Linked DNA regions of Homo sapiens: region 2 is linked to region 1. Evidence: chromatin loops called from intact Hi-C (ENCODE). Cell type or tissue: mammary epithelial cell. All regions are shown on one strand. Links, peaks and the distances in the headings refer to the core of each region. The heading gives the core; the rest is flanking DNA.

What was found. Peaks named below come from ENCODE experiments on the same cell type or tissue, not always from the same donor. Only the 100,000 strongest peaks of a DNase experiment are listed, where the experiment ranks them.
Region 2: a loop joins it to region 1, with 4 times the contacts of the local background. A loop is called at or near these places in 4 of 110 quality-filtered maps.

Annotation. Positions count from the first base shown.
Region 1 is chr13:43,904,694-43,917,155 of GRCh38, forward strand. No RefSeq gene overlaps it. Among named protein-coding and RNA genes, the nearest start is that of LACC1, 31 kb to the left of the region's middle. In mammary epithelial cell, for the core only: CTCF peaks have their summits at 931 (motif pointing right) and 3,914 (motif pointing right); a DNase peak (open chromatin) is centred at 4,308; H3K27ac peaks cover 329 bases.
Region 2 is chr13:43,954,619-43,972,293 of GRCh38, forward strand. It overlaps the pseudogene DGKZP1. Among named protein-coding and RNA genes, the nearest start is that of NRAD1, 59 kb to the right of the region's middle. In mammary epithelial cell, for the core only: a CTCF peak has its summit at 9,304; no DNase peak of the experiment used is centred there.

The DNA of each region.
Region 1 (12,462 bases), core at 1-8,000:
TAAGAAACAGTGATAGGCTAATTTATTAACTTGTAAGTATGGTGAGGTCAAGAAATCTCATACCCAACAATGGAGAACACATTAGTTAGCAGATTTCCTATCCAGAAGTGTTCACATGTGGATGTGTAAACTTCTTGGAGAAGATGATGTATAAACGTAGCAAAAAATAAAGTTTCAGACAAGTAGTTTTTCTTAGACTTTCAATGTTATTTCAGTTCCGTAAATTGTATTATTCCTTTTTAGGAAACACAAATATAATTGGACTTATCTACAGAATACCAGGACTCCCTAGGAAGTCTCTACATAAATATGGTCTCAATATTCATTTAAATGACCCAAATTCCATCCATTGTCTGCGTGTATTTCCACTCTAGTAAACCTTTAGTAGCTTTCAGATAAAGGGAAATCCAAGATTATTATGCCAAAAGTGTAATTCTCTTAGACTTCATGCCAGAGTTCTTAGCATCCAAGGCAGTCAAGATTACCATATCCAAGGTATATACTACCAATATGACTTAGTATTGTTGATCATATGACTGAGGCAGTGTTTGCCAAATTTTTCCACTGTCTAGTCTCTGCTATGACATCCCTCTTCCTTCCTTACTAGAAGTTGAGTATCTCTGATTCATCTTATTGGAAATTCACTGACATTAGTTTTATTAATATTAATAAGAAGTTAGTATCTATAGTGTTGGTAAGCACACATAATATTTTTCTCCCATTGCCAAAAGCCTCTGGTAATATTTATCAGAATACTTTGAAAATGTGTATTAAAGTCTAGTCTAGAATTTTGAATGAGTGGTGTAATTCAGTTTGGGATTACATAGGATCTATGGCCTTCACTGAATGCAAGCAAAGCTTTAACACTAGCATCATAGTCAAAACCTCTTTGTCCTCTTCGTTCGCAAATGCTTTGTGCATCACACAGATATATCCACTGGGTGGCAGTATGTACTCAAGAATATTTACTGTTTCTAGTTGCCTCAATCTAACGGAATTTAAAGATGTCAAACTTTTTTTATCTGGAAAATAGCCATTGTAGTGAATCTTAAGAAACAGTATTGTCTGAATGCAAGCTCCTCCCTAGAGATGATTATGGAGATTATAATAATGTTAATATTATATACTTCCTACCATTTACTCTCAATCATATTCTTTCTTCTGCCAACAATACTCTTAGCATGAGAACTGGTAAATACCTATTATCCTACCTCTTATTTCTGTAACCTATCTCTTAGTTCTAAGGAACTTGCCTGGTGATAGACTTTTCCCTTTCTCCATTTTGTTTCTTAAATATCATACCCTCTCCACAGTGAAATCAAGAGATAGACCTTTAAGCTTCTGTATAGTACCATATGTACCCCTTTAGTTCTGCACTACCTCCTAGACAAATAGAGCAGATTCTAGATATTCACATAGTCTTGCAAAGTCATATGGTTCTCTTTCACTTAAATTAATTCTGTCTGAAATGCAGAATGGCACCAATTAACTTGCTCTACGTAAGATTGTCTTCAATGAAGAGAGGGAAAACCTTCCAAGAAATTAAATTGTGTAATCAGGTAGGACTACAACTATGAGAAGAAATCACAAAAATAAACATATTTTAAAAACTGAAAATAAAATACTAACTTAGTTGTGTTAGATGGTGAAATTATGAAAGCTTTTGTTTCCTTTTTCTGCATTTGTGTAGTTTTTCCTATATTTTCTTTAATGAACTATACTTTTTTCAAATAAAAAATATATAACTGCTCTTAAGCCATCTTTTATCTTCCTCCTGCCTCAAAGGAAAGATTCTTGCTTTTAAAATATCCTATCTAGTTTTCTGCTATCTAATTTTCCAAAAGATATTTAGTAATAGTTTGACGTTTCCTTGCATCTCCGAACATGGCACTAGTTTCTGATGAGTGTGATGGGAGATTTGACCCATTTTTTAAAATAAACTTTTTACAGAGAGTTGCACAGATAGTGCAGAGTTCCCATACACCCAACACTCAGTTTCATTTATTAGAAACATCTTACATTAGTTTGGTACATTTGTTGTGATTAATGACCCAATATTGATACATTATTATTAACTAAATTCCATACTTTATTCAGATTTCCTTTGTTTTCACCTAGTGTTCTTTTTCTGTTCTAGGATCCCATCCAGGATAATTTATTACAATTTATTTGTCATATCTCCTTAGATTCTTCTTGGCTATCACAGTTTCTCAGACTTTATTTTTCATGACCTTGGCAGCTTTGAGGAGCACTGGCCAGGTATTTTGTATTAACAGAATGTCCTTCAATTGGGATTTGTCTGATGTTTCTCTCATGATTAGGGTGAAGATATGGATTTGGGGGAGGAAGACCACAGAGGTAACGTGCTATTCTCATTACCTCACATGGAGGGTATGTGCTACCAACCTGACTTAGCATTTGTTGATAGTCTGACTGAGGCAGTGTTTGCCAGGTTTTTCTATCACAAGGTTACTCTTTCATTGGCCTTCCCATACTACACTCTATAGCAGTGTGTGCAGAGCCCACACTTAAAGAGTGGAGGGTTGTGTTTCACACTGTGACGGTGGAGTATCTACATCAATTATTACAAATTCTTCTATACCTGAGATTTGTCTACTCTCTCCCATTATTCAATCATTTATTTAAGTTAGTATGAACTCATGGATATTTATTATATACTTTAGATTATAATCTAATATTATTTTATTTGTTTTTCTTAAATTGGCCATTGGTGCTTTTTCAGTTGGGTTCCTGTGTCCCTTTGACGTACTCCCACTATTGTGGGGTGTGATTTTAGCACGCTGCTACTTGCTGGCACTACTAGTACTTCCGAATCATCTTATATAGCCCCTCCCTGGTCCCTAAATTGGATAATGCTTTTTAACTCTCATCATAAAGATCAGTATTGAAAAGGACACACTGAGTGTCTATTGCATAAAGACCTTGTATTAGGAATACGACTTTTTAAAAAGCCTCCTTTTGGATAGATCTTTTGCTTTAGCTGAGAAAATTAGACAAATACATACAATAGCATAATCCCATTTATTAAACATAATATTAGCCTAAAAAGAAAAAAATCCACATAGCAGTGTGTACTCACCCTTCAAACCCCACCTGTGAGTATGGCCTGGATACTCATAGGAAGGGGTCAAATGTGCTGTGTAGGAGGGGATTCGGAGGCTGGACAAAATAGGAGGAATGTCATCTAGAAAGCTATCATTAGAAACATCTGGCTAAAGAGAAACAATGATGACATAATCAGAAGAGAACTTAGAACCAGCAAGTTTCCTCCAGCTGTGAGTTCAAATTCAACTGCCAGAAGTGTACATATCACTCCTGACAGACCCTCTGATGTTGTGACTCTTCAAGGACTTTTGAACTCAGCTAATAATTTTTCAAATAAAAATCCCAATATACATATATAACAAAAAAGATATGTAAAAATTTCTTACAGTTATATTTGAGTTTTTGTTGAGTTTGTGCTATATATAACATATTGTTATATATATATAATTTATATATAAAAAACTCAAATACTATAACTGTAAGAAATTTTTACATATCATTTTTTTTAGATAAATAAACTAAAACCCCAATATAAAGTCAGGAATGGTAGAGCTGGGAGAGAGGTCTGTGACCTCCTGGGAATCACTCGACAGTTAGTGTGAAACTAGATGCCAACTGTCTTGACCTTTGGATCAGAGCTTTTTTCATCACAGAGCTTTGCTTCATTGAATAATTTATTTACACATTCCACTCATCCATTTATTCTACAAAAAAAATTTAATAGCTCCTTCATGCCTGACACAGTGCTCAAGTTTGTAAGTACAAATTTTGAGAGTTTGCACTATTGTAAAGAATTGAATAACAAAATTAGATAAACTGCCACCAGGTGGCATAAATCCTCATACTGGCAAGGACGTTTGTAGGTAATTTGTAGTAACTATTCAGTTTTTCCTCTTAGACTTTTTTTTTCTTTTTCAAATTCAGATGGTGAGAACTGGTCTGAATGTACAATTCAGTCTTACTGTTTTCCATCAAGGTGTCACCAATCTTCCAGTCTCCCAGGCAGAAGTTTTTGAGGTATGTTTTGGTTTCATCTTCTACTTATTGAGTCACAGCTTATTCAGATTGGCTACTTTCCTCATCTTTAGCTCCTTTATAAAAACCTTCAATTTAGCAGTGTCAGGGAAAAAAAAAACTACCTTGGGTTGTTCTTAGCCTACTGCAAGTTCACTGCTGCCTCTGCTCCTGCTGTTCCATTTCCCTGAAATTCCTTCTTCTAAACTCTTTCATCATTGACTCACCAATGTTCAACAAATATTTGAGTGGTTGTTATGGTGATGCTGATATATGAAATGCCAAACTATATACTTTCCTCACATGCCAGCATCTGCTATGTCCCTCCCTGCCCTTCTGACAGTAGAGAAGTTCTAGTAGGTTAAATGCGTATACGATCAAATAATTGCTATATTAGGGGCATTTACCAGCCATCGTGGTGACCAAAGTATCAGCTTTGCAGAGGTGATCAAGAAATAAATTGGTCCTTGGTTTAGATATAGAGGTAAGTCAACTAGTTTAAATGGATACAGGGTCAAATATTGTCCTACACAGTGAGATAAAATGCATTGGCACTTCAAGTCTGACAATTTTAGACTCTGAAATTTTAGATGGGAAGAAGGTATGATGCATATAGGCAAGTGGCCAAAGTTGATTTTAAAAAGAAAGGCTGAAACCAGATTAAAAGGGCCCTTGAAGGACATGCAAAGAAGTTAGGACTTTATCTTTTAGGCATTAGAACCATTACAAGATACAGAAAGGGGATGATGTGAACAGATTTGCATTTTAGATCCTCTCTGGCTGGATGTGGCATGGATTGGAGAGAGGTGAGACCAGATATGTGCAACCAGCTGGGAAATAACCCTAGAGTCTGGGTGGGTGGGGATGTTAAGGCCTGAACCAAGTAAAATCTGTGCTGAAGGAGAGGCAGGGATGGATCTGAGACAGTCAACAGAATTTGGTGAGGAATCAAATATGGGAATAAGGAGAAAGTACTTTGTGACTGCCAGGTTCCTGGCTTAGGTCACTGAGTGAGGAGTGATGCCTTTAACTAGGCATAAAAGGATACAGGAGGCTGAGCAGCTTTTAGGGGGTGGTGGTGGTAGTGGTGGTGGTGGTGAATGTTTTGAGTTTACTTTGAGATGACTGTATGATTATTTGCACTAATCAATTTCATACATTAATATGTAGGTTAGAATGAAAGGTCTCAGTAAAGAAAACTTTCTTACTACCATTCATTCATCAATCGATTTGTCAGCCAAAAGTGCCTCCTTTATGTCTTATAAGGAGTTAGGTGCAATGGGTATTATGAACCTTACATCCCAAATTTTCCAAAGTGGTTTTATTTTTCTACAGTTTTTATTTTTGACAAATGCCATTCATTCAATATTTACTTAATATGACTAAATTTTTATGTCTTGTAAGACTTTTCTTACAAGTTAATAAATCACTAAAATGTTTACAGTATGAATTCTGCAAGTAAGGTATTTGTAGCCTAATCCAGAAGAACTCCATACTCACTAGAGAACCATTTAGTGGTAAACTGCAATGTTGTAAGGTTTCCGGGGCATCCAGAAAGTGGCTCTCATTTTGGGTAGGAGGAATTAGGAAGGGCTGCACCAAGAAGCTAGAACTGCAGCAAGGATCTGAAGATAGAACAATAGCTGCAAAGTCAGACAGTGGGTGAAGAAAGCAGCATCAGGAAAAACATCTGGTTCGAATGACTTTGGTGCGTTCAAGGGAGATTGAAGACCTTGGCCTCTCTTGATTAGCCTTTTGGCTCAGTCACAGAGGGTGACTAAATTCATCTGAGGGGGGTTGTATAATTCCTATTACTACTTTCTTTTTTTTTTTTTTTTTTGAGACGGAGTCTCGCTGTCGCCCAGGTTGGAGTGCAGTGGCGCGATCTCGGCTCACTGCAGGCTCCGCCCCTCGGGGTTCACGCCATTCTCCTGCCTCAGCCGCCCTAGTAGCTGGGACTACAGGCACCCGCCACCTTGCCCGGCTAATTTTTTGTATTTTTTTTTAGTAGAGACGGGGTTTCACCGTGTTAGCCAGGATGGTCTCGATCTCCTGACCTTGTGATCCGCCCGCCTCGGCCTCCCACTACTTTCTTATATGTATCTTCAATTTGGGATCAACTTTGTGATGATTTGTCTAAGGTATAATGAAAATTTTTACTTCTGTGGTTTCCAGATTCTGTTTTTTCATTCCCTTCCTGGCATTTTTCAATTTGCATCTCATTTTGATTTTCAGCTTTTCTGACCTTAGTCATAAAAGCTTTTGATAAATTTTAGTATTACATAATCACCCTTGTTTCTCCTTTTAGTAACATCCCCATTTGCCTGTGAGGTCCACATGTAGCCTTTTGAGGTAATACAATTGAAACTTTTATTACAATTAACTGTGAATAATAAGATAAAATATATCCTCAAGAGCTGTAAATGAAATAAACACTTGGTACTGAAAATCTATAATGTAATAAGGATATATAATAGTGCCTCCTGCACATTCGATAAATGTAGTAGACATTCAAGAAACATTTTCAATGGATGAATTTTACACAATAACCTAAAGAAGACTGCATCTTCTTTGTTAAAAAAGTTTGTTCTGCCAAAGCAAGAAATACAGCAGGAGGCTCAGGGCATAATCTGCCAGGCCCGGTGCTTCTGCAAATGATTTCCTCTGGTTTTGTCCTCAGTCAAGGCAAGCTCTGGCTTCCTGGTGCTCTGAGGTGAGATGAGGGTCAGGGACCTGGTGTGTCAACTCCCTTCTCTCCAAGCGGCCCTAGTTCAGGGATCTGTATGAAATGCATCAAAACATCAGTCCAAGTGGCTGACATCCACTTCAGCTATTTGTTTGCAAATAGGAGTTCTAAATGCTTTGAAAACAGTTTGTTCTTTAAAGTTGGTAAGCATTCCTTTTATAATTTGTCTACACTCTTTTTGAACAAGCTACTAATATTACTGATAAAATAAAATGAAAATTCAACTAGCCTTACTTTGATGGTTGGTCATAAGTTCAAAATAATCAAAGTCCAAATTAATGAGATTTTATTATCTATGTATACAAGTTTACCTATATAGGCTTACATGTATGTGAATTAAGAATCATAGCAATTTAGCACTGGAAGGAAACATAAAAAAGAATTCTTTCTAAACCCTACATTTTGCAAATGAAGAGATATGTAACTAGTAAATTGTTCTTTTTCTTGCACCCAAGAGACTAGTTCTATATTTAAACACAATCCATAAATAGCCTCCTTTACAGATATAATTTGCTGTGATTTCACGGCTCTGCTGAGCACATTACATGTTACGTAATGCTTTTACTTCTATTAGCTGTGTCTTAGCATCTCCTATAAATCTGCAGCCTCTTTGAAGGTAGAGATTATATTTATTTTTGCATTCCCCAGAGAACCTGCCCCAGCCCTATCCCCACAGCTGATTCTGGATTGAGCATCCAGCATCTGCAGGTGGCCATGAGCCTATGCGGAAATCAAGGAACCAGGCTCTGGGTTCCTGTGGGTCGCCTGTGGGCTAGGCAAATTTTCTTCTGCTTCAGAACATCTGATAGTTTCTCTGGATTGCCTTGTTTGTATTTGGAGTCCTGTTGTCTCTATTCTTCACCTGATAGTTATGAAGCTGTGCCCCTATGCTGAGGCCCACCCATCCCATTGTTTTCCCCATCCCAACCTCAACTGTCTTAAACTAGACTGGATTTGCCATTCCCTTATTTGGGCACAAATTAGAATTGCTGCCACTTCTCCACCCTCTCACCATTGTGCCCTTCACCTCCGCGTGCTGTGTGGTAAATAACCCAGGCAGCCTGCAGTGATCCCACTCTTAGAGCTAAAGCTATTGCTTGCTTTGCACTGTTACATAACATAAATGAGTGCTCAATGATTTGAAAGAATAAATTTGGACATTAATGATTCACTTAACAAATACTTATTGAATACCTAATATATACCATACCACCATCACCTTATTCTCTGTGCTGGGATATAGCAGAGAATAAAACCAAGTCCCCGCCCTCATGGGATTACATTCTAGTCAGGGAGGTACACAATAAGCAAATAAACAAATAGACATATAATATAAAGTCACTGCTAAAAAGTAAGTGCTGTCACAAAATGTAAGGGAAGGGAATAGAAAATGACAGGAGGGAGTGCTATTTTAGACAGGATAATCAGGAAAGGCCTGGACATACTGACATATTGGAATCATCTGAACATAGATGGTATTTAAAGGATAGAGTAAGTGAGATCATCTGAAGAATAACGTGGTTAGTGAAGAGATGTGTGAGGACTCAGCCTGGGGCACTCCAACAGTTAGAGGTAGGGAAGACAGGGAGGGTTCAGGAAGGAAGGAAGGTTGAGGAGGAACAGCCAGAGAGGGAGAAGGGCAAGCAGGATAGAGCAGTGCTTTGGAAGCTGAATTGAGAAAGTATTTCAAAAAGGAGGACAATTGGCTACAACCAAGATTGACATTTGGATTGGCAATGTGGAAGTTAATGGAGTTACCGCCATTATAGTAGTAGCTTCACTGAAATGTGGGGGGACTCTGATAGGAATCTTCAAGACAGAACAGGAGACGAAGAAATGGAGAGATGAATGTGCACTGTGTCTTTGAGGTCCACTGCTACAAAAGGAACAAGAAAAGAGGCAGTATCTACAAAGAGCTGTGAAACCAAAAGAGGCTTTCGTTGTTATTGTTGTTGTTCTTTTTTAAGATGGGAGAAATCACAGTATTTTTATGTGCAAAAACAAAGATGCAGGAAATAGGGAAAACTGGTGATACAAAACAGAGAGGGGTTATTGTACAGGCAAGACGCAGTGAGATTCAAAGATAGGACATTTCGAAAGAGGGCAAACTGATAGTCAATGGTAAATTAACCATTTTGGCAAGCATACATTTCATTTTTGGTCTATTTTGCTTTCTCATCAAGTTGTGGTTAATGACATGTATGAAATTTTTATAATAAGAAGAATATGATTGTGCAGAATTTTAGACAGTGGCCCTTCAGTGAAGTCATTGGTATTTTAATCAAAATGATTTGCAGGTTCTAATCCCAAAACAACTTGAAATTTCCAGCCCTTAGTGTATGGTAAATTATCCATCACATTACCGTAATTAGACCCATATAATTAAAACAATAGCAGCTTCTTTTATGTCTCTGTGGCACTTCTGCTAACGGGGCTTTAGTTCTCTCCAGTAAAGCCTCAGAGAAACCCAAATGGGAAAAGTATGACCCTATAAACAGAAAAGACAACCTTTACTATTTGGGTTTTTCTTTTTATAGTACCTCAATTCTGAGTTCCCAGGCATAAATATAGGTAGAAACTGACCTAAAGTCCAATCTACTTTTTAGAAAAATATGTATTCCACAAGATGCAAAATTTAGATAAAATAAATAAGAAACAAGATTTTCAGAACATCAGAGCTATAAAGAAAGATCACCCTCAGTGAGTATAAAACCTTAATTAAGACAGCTATGATAGATTCCTTTTAATGTAAAACCAGTGATTTTTACAGACATTAAAGATCACCTATTTCAACCACTTTATTTTATAGATGAATAAACTCAGTGCCCAAATGGTTAAATAACTAATACAAAGATGCTTAGGTGATTAGTGGCTATATTGGGTGGATTTTAAAATTAATTTTAAAAAACTGAAATAATAATATTTATTGAGTGTTTCCATATACCAGGCACTGTGCTGATCACATTACAGTCATACCCTCATTTAAAATTTACAGCAACTATATGAGGTGGATAATAGGAGATCTCTTCACCAGCTGCCACTGAATTGACTTACTAACTTCACCACTCGTCTCCACTTTCTTCTTCGTCAAACACACGGACTGATGCTGGTACTATGTTAAATGCTTGAGGCTGGTAAATTTATTTGAAAATTTCTTTTCACTTACCCAATCTGCAGTCTGTAGTCATAATCTACGTTGGCATCAGTATCACCTGGGTACTTGTTAAAAATGCAGATTCTCAAACCCCAACCAGACTTACTGGATCAAAAACTGGGGGTGGGGTTTAACAATTTATGTTCTCCATTCAAGAGATTCTGATGCATGCCAAAATAGAACACTACTTGAAAGGCTAATACAGGGGCCAAGCAGAAGCTCCTGGAGCTCCTTCCTCATGCTACCAAAAGAGTAAACCAAAAGCAATACTGCATCCTTGAAGCACCATAGAGATCATTGCCACCACTGAAAACTTAGAAGCTATGTACCTAGAAGCTATGTTTGTTTGGAGAAGTGATTCCTTTCATATTCAGATTTAACATACAAATTTGACTGGATTTTCATGAATGGCAATGGATTATTAAAACTCAACCAATGGTTACTTCAGTTAAGCTGCTGTTTCAGCTGTGGCCTTTTTTATTGAAACAAACTGACACCTCTCTTGGCATCTAACATGTAGTCATTAAATTAGCCCATTTTCCCACTATTCCAAAGAACAATCTTGTCTAAGGCTTATGTCAGCTCTTTGGCTCTGTGTCAAAATTAGGCCCACAAGGACCTTAACTGTCCTAACACCTCACAGAGCATCACATTAGTACACTACATCTGTGACATTTTACTGTTAAGATCTGCATAGCAGGGAGTAACAGATACCCTAGAAACCTTTAAGGCACATGCGTGGCAGTAGCTGGAGGAGAAAATCCATGAACATTTAGGTGCCTACCATGTCAGCGAAGTTTCTAGAGTCAGGTTGTTTTCATCATATTGGATTATTCTGTCCAGAGGCAAACACTGTGCGCCTTTGTGCCCCTACCACTGAGAAAGAGGCACAATGTTTAACAGGTGTCTTTGGATTTTTGAGGCAACATATACTACATTTGGTTGTTCTGCTCTGACTCATTTAGTCACTGACCAAAAATATTTCCAGCCTTGAATGGAGTCCAGAGCAAAAAGAAATCCATGGTTGTACAGACTTTAGTTATAAGAGGCTCTGGCTCTGCAATTTCAGCTTTTCTAAACCAGTGGATCATAGGTTCTTTTTTTTTTTTTTTTTTTTTTGAGACAAGAGTCTTACTCTGTTGCCCAGGCTGGAGTGCAGTCGCGCGATCTCGGCTCACTGCAAGCTCCGCCTCCCAGGTTCACGCCATTCTCCTGCCTCGGCCTCCTGAGTAACCACCACGCCCGGCTAACATTTTGTATTTTTAGCAGAGACGGGGTTTCGCCGTGTTAGCCAGGAAGGTCTCGATCTCCTGACCTCATGATCCGCCCGCCTCGGCCTCCCAAAGTGCTGGGATTACAGGCGTGAGCCACCGCACCCAGCTGGATCATAGGTTCTTTAAGTGTCTGTGGCAGATAAGGAATCTAAATGGAGCCTGCTCCTGCACCAAGTTCAACTAAGAGAATCACGGTGTGAGCCCGTAGGATCTTGGAGCAAGTCTATGACCTCTTTATCAAGTCACTGTTTTCCTTCTGAAAACAGTTTGTGGCTTGCTGCCAGGTCCTGATAGGAGTGAATACCTGACCATAGGTCTACAAATGACCTAAGCTTTCCAATATCAATTGATTGTTTGGATCTAGCTGATCATAAAGTTAAATGTGTCTAGAGATTCTCCATCAGCAAATAAAAATGCTGTATATGACATTGGGCCTGAGCAAAACCCAAAGGCAGTGTTAAGACGTTAATAGGACTTGTTTCCACTCCCATGAATAGAAGGCTGCTCATCACCATTTCTCCCTCAATTTGTACATATGGCCCCATGGGAGTTCCCTATATCATACTGCCTGCAGAGAAAAAAATTTGGTTCTGCCCAAAATGGCACCAGACATTCATAGGTGACATGAGAGGCAGTGGAGAAGGAAAATATTTCCACTAGATTAAACTTCAAATGAACTTGAACTTCTCATGGTGAACTTCACCTAGAAAAAAATACTTTGCTTGAGGAAGTTGCTCTCAGATTATCAATTTTAACCACTATACCATTGGAATCATAAGACATAAATAATAACACATTTATATTAGTAGGTAATCTACTAAGTTCAATGGAAAAATTGACCCAGCTTGAAAGTATAGTCCACTCTGAGAACTTATAGCATAGCAAATGGTGTACATTCTTTAATCAAACACCATCTGTTTTAATAAGCTACACCACAATTATGTTGTCTAGCAAACCACCCAAAACTGTGGTGTAGAGTAATGAGTATTTCTGGCTGACACATCTAAAAGTCAATTGAGGTTTGGCTGACCCAGCTTGGCTTTGGGAGGGCTTGGCACCAAATGTCTCTCATCCTCCTTGGACTACTTGCTGCACAAGACATGCTCTTCTCGTGGTGAAAGGCAGGAGTTCAAGAGAGCAAGCCCGGTTATGCAAGCTCAGTTCAAGCCTCTGCTCAGGTCATGGTCACTAGCATCCTATTAGCCAAA
Region 2 (17,675 bases), core at 5,185-13,184, 55 kb after region 1:
GAATAAAATCCCCACAAAGAGATGACAATATTATAATATGAAACTGCTATTCTAGATTTGTTGGCGTGATTATTACAGGACAAGTACAAAAGAAATAATAAGATATAATCATTATTGAATACATGCTTTTTATTTATAAATTATTTTATTCATTTGATGCAAATATTAGAGATCTAATTTGGGATATCAATGGGACATTCAGATTTTATTTACCAGATCTCTTTAAAATATATGAGCATATTTCAATATTCTCTACTTGCACTTTTAGTCTTCATAGAATCATTTCCATATTTTACAAAAAATGTTGTTTGTGTTATAACCAGTCATAAAAAGGGTAACTCTGGGTATTCAAAATAATACACATTTGTTAAGAAACCTCATATCAGTTTGTTTTAATGATTTCTTTTTCCATGTTGCTTTGTGGAGCTAGAAAACTAGACTGTATTTTTGTTTTTTTAAGGATAAAATAAATCCTGGACGGGAATAGTTTAGTGATACACTGCTCACATGTCATTCTTAGTGAATTGTGCAGCCTTATTTGAAATAACTACTTCATTAACCTCCATTATTATGAATAAAGATGTATTTAGCATTGATAGTGGATAGTCTGCTAAAGCTAGATGTAGATGCTGTTATAATCAATATTACATAGCCAGAAAAAGTGCCAGATAGGAAGAAAATGTGGGAAAGTATGTTTCAGAGTAACAAATGAATAGGGGCAGATATAAAATTCTCTAAGGAGACTTCAGAAATTTTGAGATTTTTTTCAGAGTATCCAAATACATGGAGCATTTAAAGGTGAAGAATGTGGACAGTAGCTGAATGAAAAATATTTCAGACATGTGAGGCTGTATGCAGGAGTTTTGAGGGAGAATAGAGAATAAAGAATTTATGCTTAATTGGAAGCAATTTTGAAGACATATGAAGAGTGTTGAGTGAGATGGGGAAGACTACACACCCAAAAATGTCTTCAGTGTTGTATATATAGTGAGCTTTTTAGTGAATGGCAGCTGAAGTTGTGGCAGAAAAACTGAAAAGGTGTTATAGAATTTAGAGTTTGGAACTGATGTGATGCTTATAAAGCCATGACCCATGTGGTCCAGTCCTGAAGTAGTGTCACATTTACAAAAACACAGCACAAATAATCAACTCAAGCTTTAACATGGTTCCCAAAAATGTTTGAGGAGGTTTAAGTATGTGACCCACTGCATTTGTTACTTAAGTCATTTTCCTTTCTAATCTACAGCACCCAGCTCCCAGATTGTTATATGTCCAGATCTATAGACTAGTCTTTATGAAGCAAGTTGTCTAATAAATGAGAATAGAACCTGTTTTCAGGGATATTATTAGTATCTTTTGTGAGAGAGGCATTGGTATCATATGTTCAAGTAGATTCTACATTATAGAAGACTTTCTGCTAGATATCATTTTCTTTGCATTAACCAATTATAAGGGAAAGGTAAGTCACTTATACCTTTTATCCATCATGTAAATACTGGAGAATTCTATCAGTTGCCATGGTGTATCTTTTGTCTTTGTGATAGAACCTTTACTGGCATGATTAAAGATGTTACAGAAAAAGCTATGATCTTTGAATTATTATCTTCCTGGAGAAGAGACTAACTAGAGGCTTAAAGAAGAAAAGTGCTTTTTTTTTTTTTTTTTTGAGACGGAGTCTTGCTCTGTCACTCAGGCTGGAGGTGCAGTGGCACAATCTCGGCTTACTGCAAGCTCCACCTCCCGGGTTCACACCATTCTCCTGCCTCAGCCTCCCGAGTAGCTGGGACTACAGGTGCCCGCCACCATGCACAGCTAATTTTTTGTATTTTTAGTAGAAACAGGGTTTCACTGTGCTAGCCTGGATAGTCTCGATCTCCTGACTCTGTGATCCGCCCGCCTCGGATTAGCAGTCCCAAAGTGCTGGGATTAGAAGCGTGAGAAAAAGTGCTTTTTAAAGGAGCAACAGGTCCTTGTTGTGTATGCCCATGTGAACACCAATCCTATGGGAGAAAATTAGCATGTTGTACTTTTTAGCAATAAGGTGCCTACTATTGCTAATGAAATGATCAAGATCTGTACTAAAAGCGTATGATTGGAAAAAGCCTGCAAAAAATAGTACATTTGAAACAAACCAATTAATTGAATTTAGCCTAAGCTAATTTTATCATTAATGAATGACAATTTTGAGAAATATTCAAATTTGTTCATCACAACAGACTAAAGGACAGATTCATTTCTTTTTTTAAAAATTTTTTTATACTTTAAATTCTGGGATATATATGCAGAACGTGCAGGTTTGTTACATAGGCATACACGTGCCTTGGTGGGTTTGCTGCATCCATCAACCCCTCATCTACATTAGGTATTTCTCCTAATGCTATCCCTCCCCTAGCCTCCTACCCCCTGAAAGGCCCCAGTGTGTGATGTTCCCCTCCCTGTGTCCATGTGTTCTCATTGTTCAACTCCCACTTATGAGTGAGAACATATGGTGTTTGGTTTTCTGTTCCTGTGTTAGTCTGCTGAGAATAATGGTTTGCAGCTTCATCCAAGTCCCTGCAAAGGACATGAACTCATCTTTTTTATGGTTGCATAGTATTCCACGGTGTATATGTGCCACATTTTCTTTATGCAGTCTATCATTGATGGACATTTGGGTTGGTTCCAAGTCTTTGCTATTGTGAATAGTGCCACAATAAACATATGTGTGCATGTGTCTTTATAGCAGCATGATTTATAATCCTTTGTGTATATACCCAGTAATGGGATTGCTGGGTCAAATGGTATTTCTGGTTCTAGATCCTTGAGAAATCACCACACTATCTTCCACAACAGATGCTGGAGAGGATGTGGAGAAATAGGAATGCTTTTTTACACTGCTGGTGGGAGTGTAAATTAGTTCATTTCATTTTATATTAAAAATATTTTCTCAGGCCAGGCGCGGTGGCTTACACCTGTAATCCCAGCACTTTGGGAGGCCAAGGTGGGTGGATCACGAGGTCAGGAGATCAAGACCATCCTGGCTAACACGGTGAAACCCCCTCTCTACTAAAAATACAAAAACTTAGCCAGGCATGGCGGCACACACCTGTAGTCCCAGCTACTCAGGAGGCTGAGGCAGGAGAATCACTTGAACCTGGGAGGCAGAAGTTGCAGTGAGCTAAGATTGCGCCATTGCACTCCAGCCTGGGTGACAGAGCTAGACTCCATCTAAAAAAAAAAAAAAAAAAAAAAAACCTCAAACCCAATTCCATAAAGTCATTCATGATTAAAGCATAACATTTTGCTGAAAAATTAACATCAAAAATTATCCTTTGTTTTAATTTCTTACCCTTGAGAAATCCCGGAGTAGGTTTATGATGCTTTATCAAATCAGAAGAATGAATATTCATTAAGCACATACGATGTGCCAGGTTTTGCCTTAAGTCCTACAGAGTGAACAAAGAAGATTCCTGGTTTCTTAAAATCTAGTAGAGAAAAAATTTTAAGAACTGAAAGTTAAAATAATATCCTGAGATAAAAGTAATACCTTAAGAAAACAGTGGAAAAGGACATACAAGTCCAATTATTAATACAAGTCAGACATTAAAATTCCTTTGGGAATCAGTAGATCAGCTATTTGGCTAAAGAACAAGGTATGAGAAAATGGTAGGGGGGAAAGTCTGGAAAGATAAATTGGGTTAAAATTATGGGCTTTAGATGCCAGGCTTTAGAACTTGATTTTGTAGGGAACCCTTTGACATTTTTAATTTTAAACTTAAGTGAAGAAGTAGCAAAATCAGAGCAGCACATTGTGGAAATGACACTTTCAGCTGTGTGCAGACTGGACAGAGAAACTACCGAGATGGATGAAAAGGCTACTTTCATTTTTCAGATGGCTTAGGTCACTTTATGGACACCGGATAGACTCCCCCTCCTCCAAAAAATTTAGTTCCTATGTCTAGACTGATGATGTCACACACACACACACAGACACGCACGCATGTGCACACTATTCTCATGATTAGGCTTTCTAGGGAAATCACAGCAAACTCCCAAGAAGTTCCAAAAATGGATTGAGAGAGCAGGGAGAGGTTACTGGCTTGGAGTTTTATGACAATTAGGGCACAGGGCTGGGGTGAGGGGTTCCCTCACATGTGTTGATTTGAACTTCCCATGGGTGCCAAGGGAGGGAGCACCCAGGCTTTTTTATCAGCTTACTAATATATGAGACAAAAGGAGAAGGGGAATTATGTATATTGAAAGCTATCAGCAATCAAACATCAAAAAGGGGGCCAGGCACTTTATTACACAAATGCAGGGTGGTAAGAGTGCTTTCGTGCTAACTCAGGGTGCTACATTAATATTATCAATAAGTTATAAGCCTCTACCTGATAGAACCTGCTCTGTGGGAGGAAGCTCTCTAGCAGAAGGGATTTTCATGAACATGGGGACATATACATTTAATTTACAGGCCCATTGAGGACCTTTGAAATGTCAAAGAGGTAGTCTCTAAGGCTTTGAAATAAATATCCCAGCAACTCTTGACCTTTTGTTCACTGCATTTCCTTTCATAAAAATTCTAATATATTACTTATGTTTGGAAGAAAGCATTTTTTAAAAGATGCAAAGCTAGACGGAGGTTGTTTGCATCTGGGACCAGAGTTGTAATTTTTTTTTTTTTTTTTTTTTTTTTGCTCAATCAACCCATCAGTTTTGTTTTGAGACTCAGCTACATATTCTCAATTTATATGTGTATAGAGAATCATCTAGAGGATTTGTTTAAAATGTCTATCCTTGTCCTCAACCCCAGGGACTCTGGCTAAGAATTCTTAGGCAGTGCTCAGGAATGCGCATTATGACAGGTGTTTCTGATGCAGGAGATTATATGCTTCACTTGAGTAACCTTGCCTCACCATGTACTCAGCACTGCACCAGGTATTGTAAAGGCTGCAGGCAAAGTCTAGCACAATCACAACCAACAAGAAGTTGACGCTTTGCTGTCTCCTTCCCTACTTAACCAATCTTTTAGCTTCTGCACCTACAAAGAGTATGCAAGCAAATATAAAAGCCAAGACTACAGTTCTGTTTAGTTACCACTCAGAATTTAGCAGTGCCTAAATGCTTGCTTCAAGAAAGGGCTTTATATACTTTTTTCTAATTTAAATTTCACAAAGTCAAATTATTAACACATTATAAAGTGCAGAAAATTGAGGCTTGGAAAAATTAAGTGACTTGCTTAAGGAATACAGCCACGAAGTGGGAAAGTCAGGTTTCAAACCCAGTTTCGTCTACATCAAACTTTTGTTTTGTTGTTGTTTTGTTTTGTTTCGTTTTTGAGACGGTGTCTCGCTCTGTCGCCCAGGCTTGAGTGCAGTGGCGTGATATTGGCTCACTGCAAGCTCCACCTCCTGGGTTCACGCCTCCCGAGTAGCTGGGACTACAGGCGACTGCCACCACGCCCAGCTAATTTTTTTGTATTTTTAGTGCAGACGGGGTTTCACCGTGTTAGCCCAGATGGTCTCGATCTCCTGACTTTGTGATTCGCCTGCCTTGGCCTCCCAAAGTGCTGGGATTACAGGCGTGAGCCACTGTGCCCGGCCTAACTTCTGTTATTAACCATGACACTCTGTTTACTGCCAGGAGCCTGGTGTTAGTTTTCTAGTTTCACTCGAGCGATGAATGAGATCCCATGGCACTCAGAACAGGGGGAAAATTAGGCAGTTGCTCACTCAGTTTTGCCGTATATTGACAGTTGAATAACAGATATGCATCTGCTGCCATAAAAGTCTTTGTCTCCCAGGATAGAACTTTCCTTATTGACTGGAATTGCAGTCTTTTCCACAGGCTTCGCTAAGACCTGAGTTTTGTCAGATGCTTCCCTGTAAGCACAATTTGTCTGGTTTAGAATAATAATTTTTGGACCAGGTGCTTTCCAGGGGCTGAGAGAAGCTAGGGTGGCTGGAAGAGACTAAGTGAGGAAAAGGATGACATCCGTTGGGACTAGGGACATATACAGACTCAGATCATACTGGGCTCTGGGAATCATGGTTAGAAATTTGGTTTTGATTCTAAATATGGTGGGAAACAAATGCAATATTTTACAGAAGGGACTTAGTGTTCTGATTTTATATCTTAAAAATAGCCTTTTGGTTGCTATGTGAAGAATGGGTGAAGGGAACATGAGTTGAAATGGGAAGTTGAGTAAGAAGGTTGTTTTACCTTCTGAATACCTTAAGTGCGTAAAAGTTCCTCTTGAAGGAAAAGCTAACAAAAGAAATTTTATGGACTGAATGTTCATGTTCCCCTAAAAGTCATATGTTGAAATCCCAACCTCCAATGTGATGGTATTATTAGATGAGGTCTTTGGGAGGTAAGTAGGTCATGAGGGTAGAAACTTCATGAATGGGGTTAGTGACTTATAAAAGGGACCCCAGAGAGCTCTCTTTCTGTTCTTTGCCGTGTGAAGGTACAATAAAAAGATGATCCTCTGCAGATCAGGAAGTGAGCCCCCAACAAACACTGGATGTGCGGACACCCTGATCTCAAACTTCCTAGTCTCCAGAACTGTGAGAAATAAATGTTTGTCATTTAAGTCACCCAGTCTATGATATATTTATTACAGCAGTCTAAACTGATTAAGACAGCAGGAAAACTGATATTTCTGTCTAGATAAAGTAGGAACTCAGAAAAAAAATTCTAGATGTCCCTCTACCTCCTCTCCAAAGTAAGTCTAGAGAGAAGGCAAGAAGTAGTGGGAGAGACTATCAACACTTGAGCATTTCCTGATTTCCCTTTTTCTTCTTTTTTTATCCTCTAAAATTCTTCCAAATATTTTAAATATTTTAAATTGTTAAATATTTAAATATTTCAAAGTTAATTTCAGCAGTGTTGACTCTGAAAGCCTACATATCAGGCAGGTGTTTAAGATGATGAGACCTCTGTAGGAGATGATATATGGAAATGTCTTCCTAGGAGAGTTGAAGAAAACTCTTTTTTTTTTTGAGACAGAGTCTCACTGTGTCGCCCAGGCTGGAGTGCAGTGGCATGATCTTGGCTCACTGCAACCTCTGCCTTTGCCTCCTGGGTTCAAGCGATTCTCCTGCCTCAGCCTCCTGAGTAGCTGGGACTACAGGTGCCTGCCACCATCACACCCGGCTAATTTTTTGTATTTTTAGTAGAGATGGGGTTTTGCCATGTTGGCCAAGCTGGTCTTGAACTCCTGACCTCAGGTGATTTGCCCGCCTCGGCAAATCTCGCATTCGGTAATCCCAAAATGCTGGGATTACAGGCGTGAGCCACTGCGCCCAGCCAAAAATCTTTTTCTTGATGGTGGATAAGAAGCCAGCTTTGCATCCCTCCCCACCCCCACCATGGCCCCCTTTCCCACTCAGCCCCAGAATGCTGGCAAGAACCCATAACCCTCTGGAGGACTCCATCACACAAAGCACCTGTGGAGTGGCTTGAAGGTGGCACCCCCTTGGGCCGAGGGCAGGTTTCTACTTGTCTGAGATAACGTGACTCAAGCTGCTTTGAGACCAGGACAGAATGCTGGTTTCACGGATGCCGTTCTTTTCCACACATATTGCTTAGCACTCCTTTGATTGCAAATGACAGAAACCCAACTTGGATTACCATAATGAAGCAGGGTATTTATTGTGAGGATAGAAACATGCCTCATGGAAACTAAGGTCAGAAAGATGGCTGGGCCTCCAGAACAATGGGAATTAGGTTCTTGAAAATCCTCTCTAACTCCCTGCATTCAGTTTTGATCAGCTTTATCCCATGACAGGAAATGTGGCTGCTGAAATCTCTCAGAGCTTTAGCCACGTAGAAGGGGACAGAATGTCATTCTCTTATTCCAAGTCCAGAACTGCAAGATAAGAAGCTTGTTGGTCTGCTGGAGTTAGGGTCTTCCTCCTGGGAGTCATTTGTGCTGAGGAGGTGGCACTGGGCTCATAGGGTGAACCCTACAGTACCATGGAAGTGGATAAGAGGGGGTAGCTCTCTTAGGAGAGTTGAAGAGAAAATTTTCTTCAGGGGTCTCCAATGACTGATAGAAGGGTACTAGGCAAAAAGTCCCACAGGTGTCAACTACATGAGAGATTTTGTGAAAATTGGTGAAAAGCAGGTTGATTAATTAATGCCCAACCTAAACAACCAAAAAATAAGAAAACATTTAATCCAAGGGGATATCTGAAAATTAAGAGAATCCAGTGAATAATGAACAAAGATTAGTATTATATTTTTCTGTTAACTCTTATTTGGGTAAGCAACTATTTCAGAAGGGATTGGTTCCTTTGCTTTATCTCATTAAATGGGATGCTATTGCCTGCAGACCGCATCTTCCCACAGTGAATAAAATACTTGTTTACATTCATGTAGCAAAGGTCCTCTTAGCCCCTTCCCCACCCTCTGCCCAATGCCTAAGCTGCTGTGTGTGAAGTTTGAGGTAAGCCTGTTGAAGAGTCTTGGGGGCAATGGGGTACAAGTGCCACATGTTAATGAGGACACTCCTGGTTTACTCTGCACAAAGGGTGCATGAGTCAAAATTCTCCACAGAAACAGCCAACAAGATGTGTGTACATTCAGAGACAGAGACAGAGACAGAGATTTATTTTAGGGAGTTAGGTCATGTGATTGCGCAGGCCTGGTAAATCCAAAATATTCAGGATAGGCCAGCTGACTGGAAACTCAGGTAAGAGCTGCAGTTACAGTCTGAAGGCCATCTGCTGGCAGAATCCTATCTCCCTGAAGGATGTCCACCTTTGATCTATTAAGGCCTTCAACTATGAGGCCCACTCACATTATGGAGGGCACTCTGCTTTACTCAAAGTCTACTGACTTAAATGTTCATCTCATCCCAAACACCTTCTCAGGAATATTCAGAAGAACGTTTGAGTATCTGGGCATCGTGGCCCAGCCATATTTACACATAAAAGTAACAACCATCACAAAGGGGAAGTGGCAGAATACCAGGCAAGGCATAGAATGGAACTGGAAAGTAGAAATTCATCAACAGTATCATGCCAGCCTGAGAAGCAGGGCAAGTGGTTCTTCAGACTTCTGGAGTCTGGAAATATTTATAGTTACACTGGAAGAAGGAAAGAAACTGTGAGAGGGAGACAGATGGGGAAGGAAGAACCTCCTAATGGCCGTAGTAGGAACATTTCCCAACATGACGATGGGTTCCCATGGTGGGAAGAGTGACCATGTGGGTATATGTGGAGAAATGACAAAAGCCTGAGAGGCAGGAGTGGCAGTGGTAGGGGAGGTGTCCTCTTCCTGCCTGTGGCACACAGTGGTGTGCATCTCTTACAGCTCCTCCCTGTGGTCTGTTGCAGTCTGCATGTGAAATAGAAGCATGCAGGCTGACTGTGGCCTTTCTGGGCTGTGCGGCATTGGGCCAGGAAAACCTTTGCAATGATTCTCTGAGGCCATGTAACAACATAAACAATGTCAGATAACCTAGGAACGCTCTATTCTCAGGCCCAGATGGACACTTTCAGGGAGGCCAACAATTTAGTACTCTCTCAAACCAATATTTGAATGAGACAATTGTCCAATCTTTTTTGTTATTGTTGTTGGCATGGGAAGGAACTGAATTTCCATGAAAAATTAGATAGGCTGGTTTATTATGTTTGCTATCTTCTTCTCAAAAACAACCATTTGCATAAGGCCAATAGTAAACAATTTGGTGTTAGTTGAGGATTTTTGATAGGGGAATAGATGAGGGATTAAAAAAAGGTGATTTCACATGCATACCTAGAAGACAGTTTCTTATTAAATCTTATGAATAAATGTGTTTCTTCCCTTATGTCTCTCTCGGGAATCTTGGTTGCGTCTCTTTTTTTCTCTCTGGTGCTTGGTCTTTTTGCCTCCTGCCTGCTCTTTCCTGAATATTCACCTCCCTTCCTCCATGTCTGTCTTTCTGCCTTTCTGACAAAGAGCAGTTTCACACCCGTCCAGCTCTATCTCCGTCCGAGTTACAACTGGGGGAATTGGTTTAGTGAATGGGCTGGACTCTAGTGTATAATCCAGAAACAACTTTTTCTTTCCTCACCACTATCTTCAAATGTTGTGGAATCTCCCTTCCCTTCCCCTTTGGTGACACCACAGATTCCCAACAAAGAAGTAAGAAGACTATATTCCAACAGAATGGTGCAAATCTGTCACAATTGAAAAATTACACTGTGAACAGAGAAGCTGTGGGGAGTAATCTGCTAAAAGCCACTCAAAAGTGAGAGAGAAGCGAGGTATGCAAAAGACAAAATTCCTTTTGCAAACTGTGCTGATCTGTAACTCACCAGATGACATACCTGCAAAATTAGGCACTAGCTGCACAGCTCCAGTTTCCACAGCTAGAATTCCAGAGGCATGGGCTTCATTGTTAATGAGGTTGACCTTTACCCAATAAATGAAGGTATTGATCTATGAATGATTTTTGATTTGGGAAAAATAGCTTTAATCATTCATTTGCTTAGATGTATGTTCCCTTCTCTTTATGTAACATCTTACTTCCCCATATCCATAGGTTTCAGGCCTCTTTCTTGGGATTAATGAATAAAGAGCTTGGTGGTGAACACTGATGCCTGCAGCTCTCTGAGCACAGCCCCCTCTCTCTCACTGATGTAGATTTGGAAAGCAGACCAGGCCCTAATCATGACTGCAAGCTGACTGCCTGCATCAGTGGTTCAGGGTGAGAAGTTACAAGAGCCAGCTTTAAAAAGTAGCTAGTTGGCTGAGTGCAGAGGCTCCTGCCTATAATCTCAACACTTTGGGATGCTGAGGCAGGAGGATCGCTTGAGACCAGCCTGGGCAACATAGTGAGACCCCATCTCCACAAAAGCTTTAAAAAATTAACTGGGTGTGGCAGTACGCACCTTGGTCTCAGCTACTTGGGCGGCTAAGGCAGGAGGATTGTTTGAGCCCAGGAGTTCAAGGCTGCAGTGAGCTGTGATCGCACCACCGCACTCTAGCCTAGGCGGCAGAGCAGGACGCTGTCTCAAAGAAACAGTGTCTCATTACATTCCCGCTGTTCCCACTTTTGTTTTGTTTGATTGCTCCTATACTCTCATGACCCACATCAAAGAGAAAAGGCCTTTGCTGGCTCCTGTTTCATGATGCAGAGAGGTCTGGGCTGGGGCACAAATGGATTTTTGTGTAATAATAATACAAGATTCTGAAGATTTAATGAAATAATCTTATTAACTGTAAAGTATTATGTAAATGTCACTCGACTTAATTTTAATTTTCTGAGCTGCTGGCTTACAAGACTTAGGACTATTAATGTAATTGAGTACTTATAATTAGGTAATTGAGGGCATTTAATGACAACTTTAGGTCACTGCTTAGAACTTATCAAAATGTATACTTTAGAAAAAGTGATGATTTTACATCTATGTGTCTGTGTCTTTCCTAAGTATGAGTTGCTTATATGCATGCGTTTATTTGTAGGCATACTGTAATTTCACTCCTGCCATTTGTGAAAACAAAGAGATTTGAAAAGCTTTGCAAAGAAGAAGTTGTAATTGTGAAGTTTTTAAAAGATTGACTGCAAAATGGAAATATATTTTATTTTCCTTTGATTAGGAAAATTTTTAAAAGCTCATAAAAATCTCTAGTAATTGAAGAAGTAAAAAGAAAATGTTAATAATTACCTATAATTCTCTGGCCATTAGTTCTTTTAACATATAAATATATGGAATACTCTACATAATTAAATCACGGACATATTTCTATTTCAATAAACATAAACCTTATACATCATTTTTTATAATTCAGTTTGAAATAATTTCAAATTTAAAGAACACCATATCCCTTTCACGCAGATTTCCCTATATTAATATTTTACCACATTTACTTCTTCATCCTCTCCATTTCTCTCTCTCTCTCTCTCTCTCTGTGTGTGTGTGTACAATCTCCATCACCATTAGTATTTTTCTGAATCATTTTTGACAAAAAGGTACAAACATAGTGCCCCATCATCTTTACATCCTCCTTTGTGTACTTCCCCCCCACCCCCACACAAGGACACTTCCTACATTTCTACCAGTCAACCTTCCCAATTGAGAAATTAACATTGATCTTACACTACCCTCCAATCTACAGACCCCATATAAGTTTCCTCAGCAGTCTCTGTAATGTCTCTTTTCCCTTTCTTTCTTTTTTTTTTTTTTTTTACTGGTCAAGTCTTATTCTTTTTTTTTTTTTTTTTAATACTTTAAGTTTTAGGGTACATGTGCACATTGTGCAGGTTAGTTACATATGTATACATGTGCCATGCTGGTGTGCTGCACCCACTAACACGTCATCTAGCATTAGGTATATCTCCCAATGCTATCCCTCCCCCCTCCCCCCACCCCACCACAGTCCCCAGAGTGTGATATTCCCCTTCCTGTGTCCATGTGATCTCATTGTTCAATTCCCACCTATGAGTGAGAATATGCGGTGTTTGGTTTTTTGTTCTTGTGATAGTTTACTGAGAATGATGGTTTCCAATTTCATCCATGTCCCTACAAAGGACATGAACTCATCATTTTTTATGGCTGCATAGTATTCCATGGTGTATATGTGCCACATTTTCTTAATCCAGTCTATCATTGTTGGACATTTGGGTTGGTTCCAAGTCTTTGCTATTGTGAATAATGCCACAATAAACATATGTGTGCATGTGTCTTTATAGCAGCATGATTTATAGTCATTTGGGTACATACCCAGTAATGGGATGGCTGGGTCAAATGGTATTTCTAGTTCTAGATCCCTGAGGAATCGCCACACTGACTTCCACAATGGTTGAACTAGTTTACAGTCCCACCAACAGTGTAAAAGTGTTCCTATTTCTCCACATCCTCTCCAGCACCTGTTGTTTCCTGACTTTTTAATGATTGCCATTCTAACTGGTGTGAGATGATATCTCATAGTGGTTTTGATTTGCATTTCTCTGACGGCCAGTGATGATGAGCATTTTTTCATGTGTTTTTTGGCTGCATAAATGTCGTCTTTTGAGAAGTGTCTGTTCATGTCCTTCGCCCACTTTTTGATGGGGTTGTTTGTTTTTTTCTTGTAAATTTGTTTGAGTTCATTGTAGATTCTGGATATTAGCCCTTTGTCAGATGAGTAGGTTGCGAAAATTTTCTCCCATGTTGTAGGTTGCCTGTTCACTCTGATGGTAGTTTCTTTTGCTATGCAGAAGCTCTTGAGTTTAATTAGATCCCATTTGTCAATTTTGGCTTTTGTTGCCATTGCTTTTGGTGTTTTGGACATGAAGTCCTTGCCCACGCCTATGTCCTGAATGGTAATGCCTAGGTTTTCTTCTAGGGTTTTTATGGTTTTAGGTCTAACGTTTAAATCTTTAATCCATCTTGAATGGATTTTTGTATAAGGTGTAAGGAAGGGATCCAGTTTCAGCTTTCTACATATGGCTAGCCAGTTTTCCCAGCACCATTTATTAAATAGGGAATCCTTTCCCCATTGCTTGTTTTTCTCAGGTTTGTCAAAGATCAGATAGTTGTAGGTATGCGGCATTATTTGAGGGCTCTGTTCTGTTCCATTGATCTATATCTCTGTTTTGGTACCAGTATCATGCTGTTTTGGTTACTGTAGCCTTGTAGTATAGTTTGAAGTCAGGTAGTGTGATGCCTCCAGCTTTGTTCTTTTGGCTTAGGATTGACTTGGCGATGCGGGCTCTTTTTTGGTTCCATATGAACTTTAAAGTAGTTTTTCCAGATGGAGGTGGCGGGCGGCACGGAGCGGGCGTGCTGAGCCCCGGCCGCCGGCCCGGCATGGGCGTCTCCCGCGGGCCCTCCGCTGGCCGGGGCTAGGGCCGGATGGAGCCGCGGGACGGTAGCCCGGAGGCCCGGAGCAGCGACTGCGAGTCGGCTTCCGCCTCGTCCAGCGGCTCCGAGCGCGACGCCGGTCCCGAGCCGGACAAGGCGCCGCGGCGACTCAACAAGCGGCGCTTCCCGGGGCTGCGGCTCTTCGGGCACAGGAAAGCCATCACCAAGTCTGGCCTCCAGCACCTGGCCCCCCCTCCGCCCACCCCTGGGGCCCGGTGCAGCGAGTCAGAGCGGCAGATCCGGAGTACAGTGGACTGGAGCGAGTCGGCGACATATGGGGAGCACATCTGGTTCGAGACCAACGTGTCCGGGGACTTCTGCTACGTTGGGGAGCAGTACTGTGTAGCCAGGATGCTGCAGAAGTCAGTGTCTCGAAGAAAGTGCGCAGCCTGCAAGATTGTGGTGCACACGCCCTGCATCGAGCAGCTGGAGAAGATAAATTTCCGCTGTAAGCCATCCTTCCGTGAATCAGGCTCCAGGAATGTCCTCGAGCCAACCTTTGTATGGCACCACTGGGTACACAGACGACGCCAGGACGGCAAGTGTCGGCACTGTGGGAAGGGATTCCAGCAGAAGTTCACCTTCCACAGCAAGGAGATTGTGGCCATCAGCTGCTCGTGGTGCAAGCAGGCATACCACAGCAAGGTGTCCTGCTTCGTGCTGCAGCAGATCGAGGAGCCGTGCTCGCTGGGGGTCCACGCAGCCGTGGTCATCCCGCCCACCTGGATCCTCCGCGCCCGGAGGCCCCAGAATACTCTGAAAGCAAGCAAGAAGAAGAAGAGGGCATCCTTCAAGAGGAAGTCCAGCAAGAAAGGGCCTGAGGAGGGCCGCTGGAGACCCTTCATCATCAGGCCCACCCCCTCCCCCCTCATGAAGCCCCTGCTGGTGTTTGTGAACCCCAAGAGTGGGGGCAACCAGGGTGCAAAGATCATCCAGTCTTTCCTCTGGTATCTCAATCCCCGACAAGTCTTCGACCTGAGCCAGGGAGGGCCCAAGGAGGCGCTGGAGATGTACCGCAAAGTGCACAACCTGCGGATCCTGGCGTGCGGGGGCGACGGCACGGTGGGCTGGATCCTCTCCACCCTGGACCAGCTACGCCTGAAGCCGCCACCCCCTGTTGCCATCCTGCCCCTGGGTACTGGCAACGACTTGGCCCGAACCCTCAACTGGGGTGGGGGCTACACAGATGAGCCTGTGTCCAAGATCCTCTCCCACGTGGAGGAGGGGAACGTGGTACAGCTGGACCGCTGGGACCTCCACGCTGAGCCCAACCCCGAGGCAGGGCCTGAGGACCGAGATGAAGGCGCCACCGACCGGTTGCCCCTGGATGTCTTCAACAACTACTTCAGCCTGGGCTTTGACGCCCACGTCACCCTGGAGTTCCACGAGTCTCGAGAGGCCAACCCAGAGAAATTCAACAGCCGCTTTCGGAATAAGATGTTCTACGCCGGGACAGCTTTCTCTGACTTCCTGATGGGCAGCTCCAAGGACCTGGCCAAGCACATCCGAGTGGTGTGTGATGGAATGGACTTGACTCCCAAGATCCAGGACCTGAAACCCCAGTGTGTTGTTTTCCTGAACATCCCCAGGTACTGTGCGGGCACCATGCCCTGCGGCCACCCTGGGGAGCACCACGACTTTGAGCCCCAGCGGCATGACGACGGCTACCTCGAGGTCATTGGCTTCACCATGACGTCATTGGCCGCGCTGCAGGTGGGCGGACACGGCGAGCGGCTGACGCAGTGTCGCGAGGTGGTGCTCACCACATCCAAGGCCATCCCGGTGCAGGTGGATGGCGAGCCCTGCAAGCTTGCAGCCTCACGCATCCGCATTGCCCTGCGCAACCAGGCCACCATGGTGCAGAAGGCCAAGCGGCGGAGCGCCGCCCCCCTGCACAGCGACCAGCAGCCGGTGCCAGAGCAGTTGCGCATCCAGGTGAGACGCGTCAGCATGCACGACTATGAGGCCCTGCACTACGACAAGGAGCAGCTCAAGGAGGCCTCCGTGCCGCTGGGCACTGTGGTGGTCCCAGGAGACAGTGACCTAGAGCTCTGCCGTGCCCACATTGAGAGACTCCAGCAGGAGCCCGATGGTGCTGGAGCCAAGTCCCCGACATGCCAGAAACTGTCCCCCAAGTGGTGCTTCCTGGACGCCACCACTGCCAGCCGCTTCTACAGGATCAACCGAGCCCAGGAGCACCTCAACTATGTGACTGAGATCGCACAGGATGAGATTTATATCCTGGACCCTGAGCTGCTGGGGGCATCGGCCCGGCCTGACCTCCCAACCCCCACTTCCCCTCTCCCCACCTCACCCTGCTCACCCACGCCCCGGTCACTGCAAGGGGATGCTGCACCCCCTCAAGGTGAAGAGCTGATTGAGGCTGCCAAGAGGAACGACTTCTGTAAGCTCCAGGAGCTGCACCGAGCTGGGGGCGACATCATGCACCGAGACAAGCAGAGTCGCACGCTCCTGCACCACGCAGTCAGCACTGGCAGCAAGGATGTGGTCCGCTACCTGCTGGACCACGCTCCCCCAGAGATCCTTGATGCGGTGGAGGAAAACGGGGAGACCTGTTTGCACCAAGCAGCGGCCCTGGGCCAGCGCACCATCTGCCACTACATCGTGGAGGCCGGGGCCAGACCAGCAGGGCGACACTCCCCGGCAGCAGGCTGAGAAGGCTCAGGACACCGAGCTGGCGGCCTACCTGGAGAACCGGCAGCACTACCAGATGATCCAGCGGGAGGACCAGGAGACGGCTGTGTAGCGGGCCGCCCACGGGCAGCAGGAGGGACAATGCGGCCAGGGGATGAGCGCCTTCCTTGCCCACCTCACTGCCACATTCCAGTGGGACGGCCACGGGGGGACCTAGGCCCCAGGGAAAGAGCCCCATGCCGCCCCCTAAGGAGCCGCACAGACCTAGGGCTGGACTCAGGAGCTGGGGGGCCTCACCTGTTCCCCTGAGGACCCCGCCGGACCCGGAGGCTCACAGGGAACAAGACACGGCTGGGTTGGATATGCCTTTGCCGGGGTTCTGGGGCAGGGCGCTCCCTGGCCGCAGCAGATGCCCTCCCAGGAGTGGAGGGGCTGGAGAGGGGAAGGCCTTCGGGAAGAGGCTTCCTGGGCCCCCTGGTCTTCGGCCGGGTCCCCAGCCCCCGCTCCTGCCCCACCCCACCTCCCCCGGGCTTCCTCCCGGAAACTCAGTGCCTGCTGCACTTGCCTGCCCTGCCTTGCTTGGCACCCGCTCCGGCGACCCTCCCCGCTCCTCTGTCATTCCAATTCTGTGAAGAAAGTCATTGGTAGCTTGATGGGGATGGCATTGAATCTGTAAATTACCTTGGGCAGTATGGCCATTTTCACGATATTGATTCTTCCTACCCATGAGCATGGAATGTTCTTCCATTTGTTTGTGTCCTCTTTTATTTCCTTGAGCAGTGGTTTGTAGTTCTCCTTGAAGAGGTCCTTCACATCCCTTGTAAGTTGGATTCCTAGGTATTTTATTCTCTTTGAAGCAATTGTGAATGGGAGTTCACTCATGATTTGGCTCTCTGTTTGTCTGTTGTTGGTGTATAAGAATGCTTGTGATTTTTGTACATTGATTTTGTATCCTGAGACTTTGCTGAAGTTGCTTATCAGCTTAAGGAGATTTTGGGCTGAGACGATGGGGTTTTCTAGATAAACAATCATGTCGTCTGCAAACAGGGACAATTTGACTTCCTCTTTTCCTAATTGAATACCCTTTATTTCCTTCTCCTGCCTGATTGCCCTGGCCAGAACTTCCAACACTATGTTGAACAGGAGCGGTGAGAGAGGGCATCCCTGTCTTGTGCCAGTTTTCAAAGGGAATGCTTCCAGTTTTTG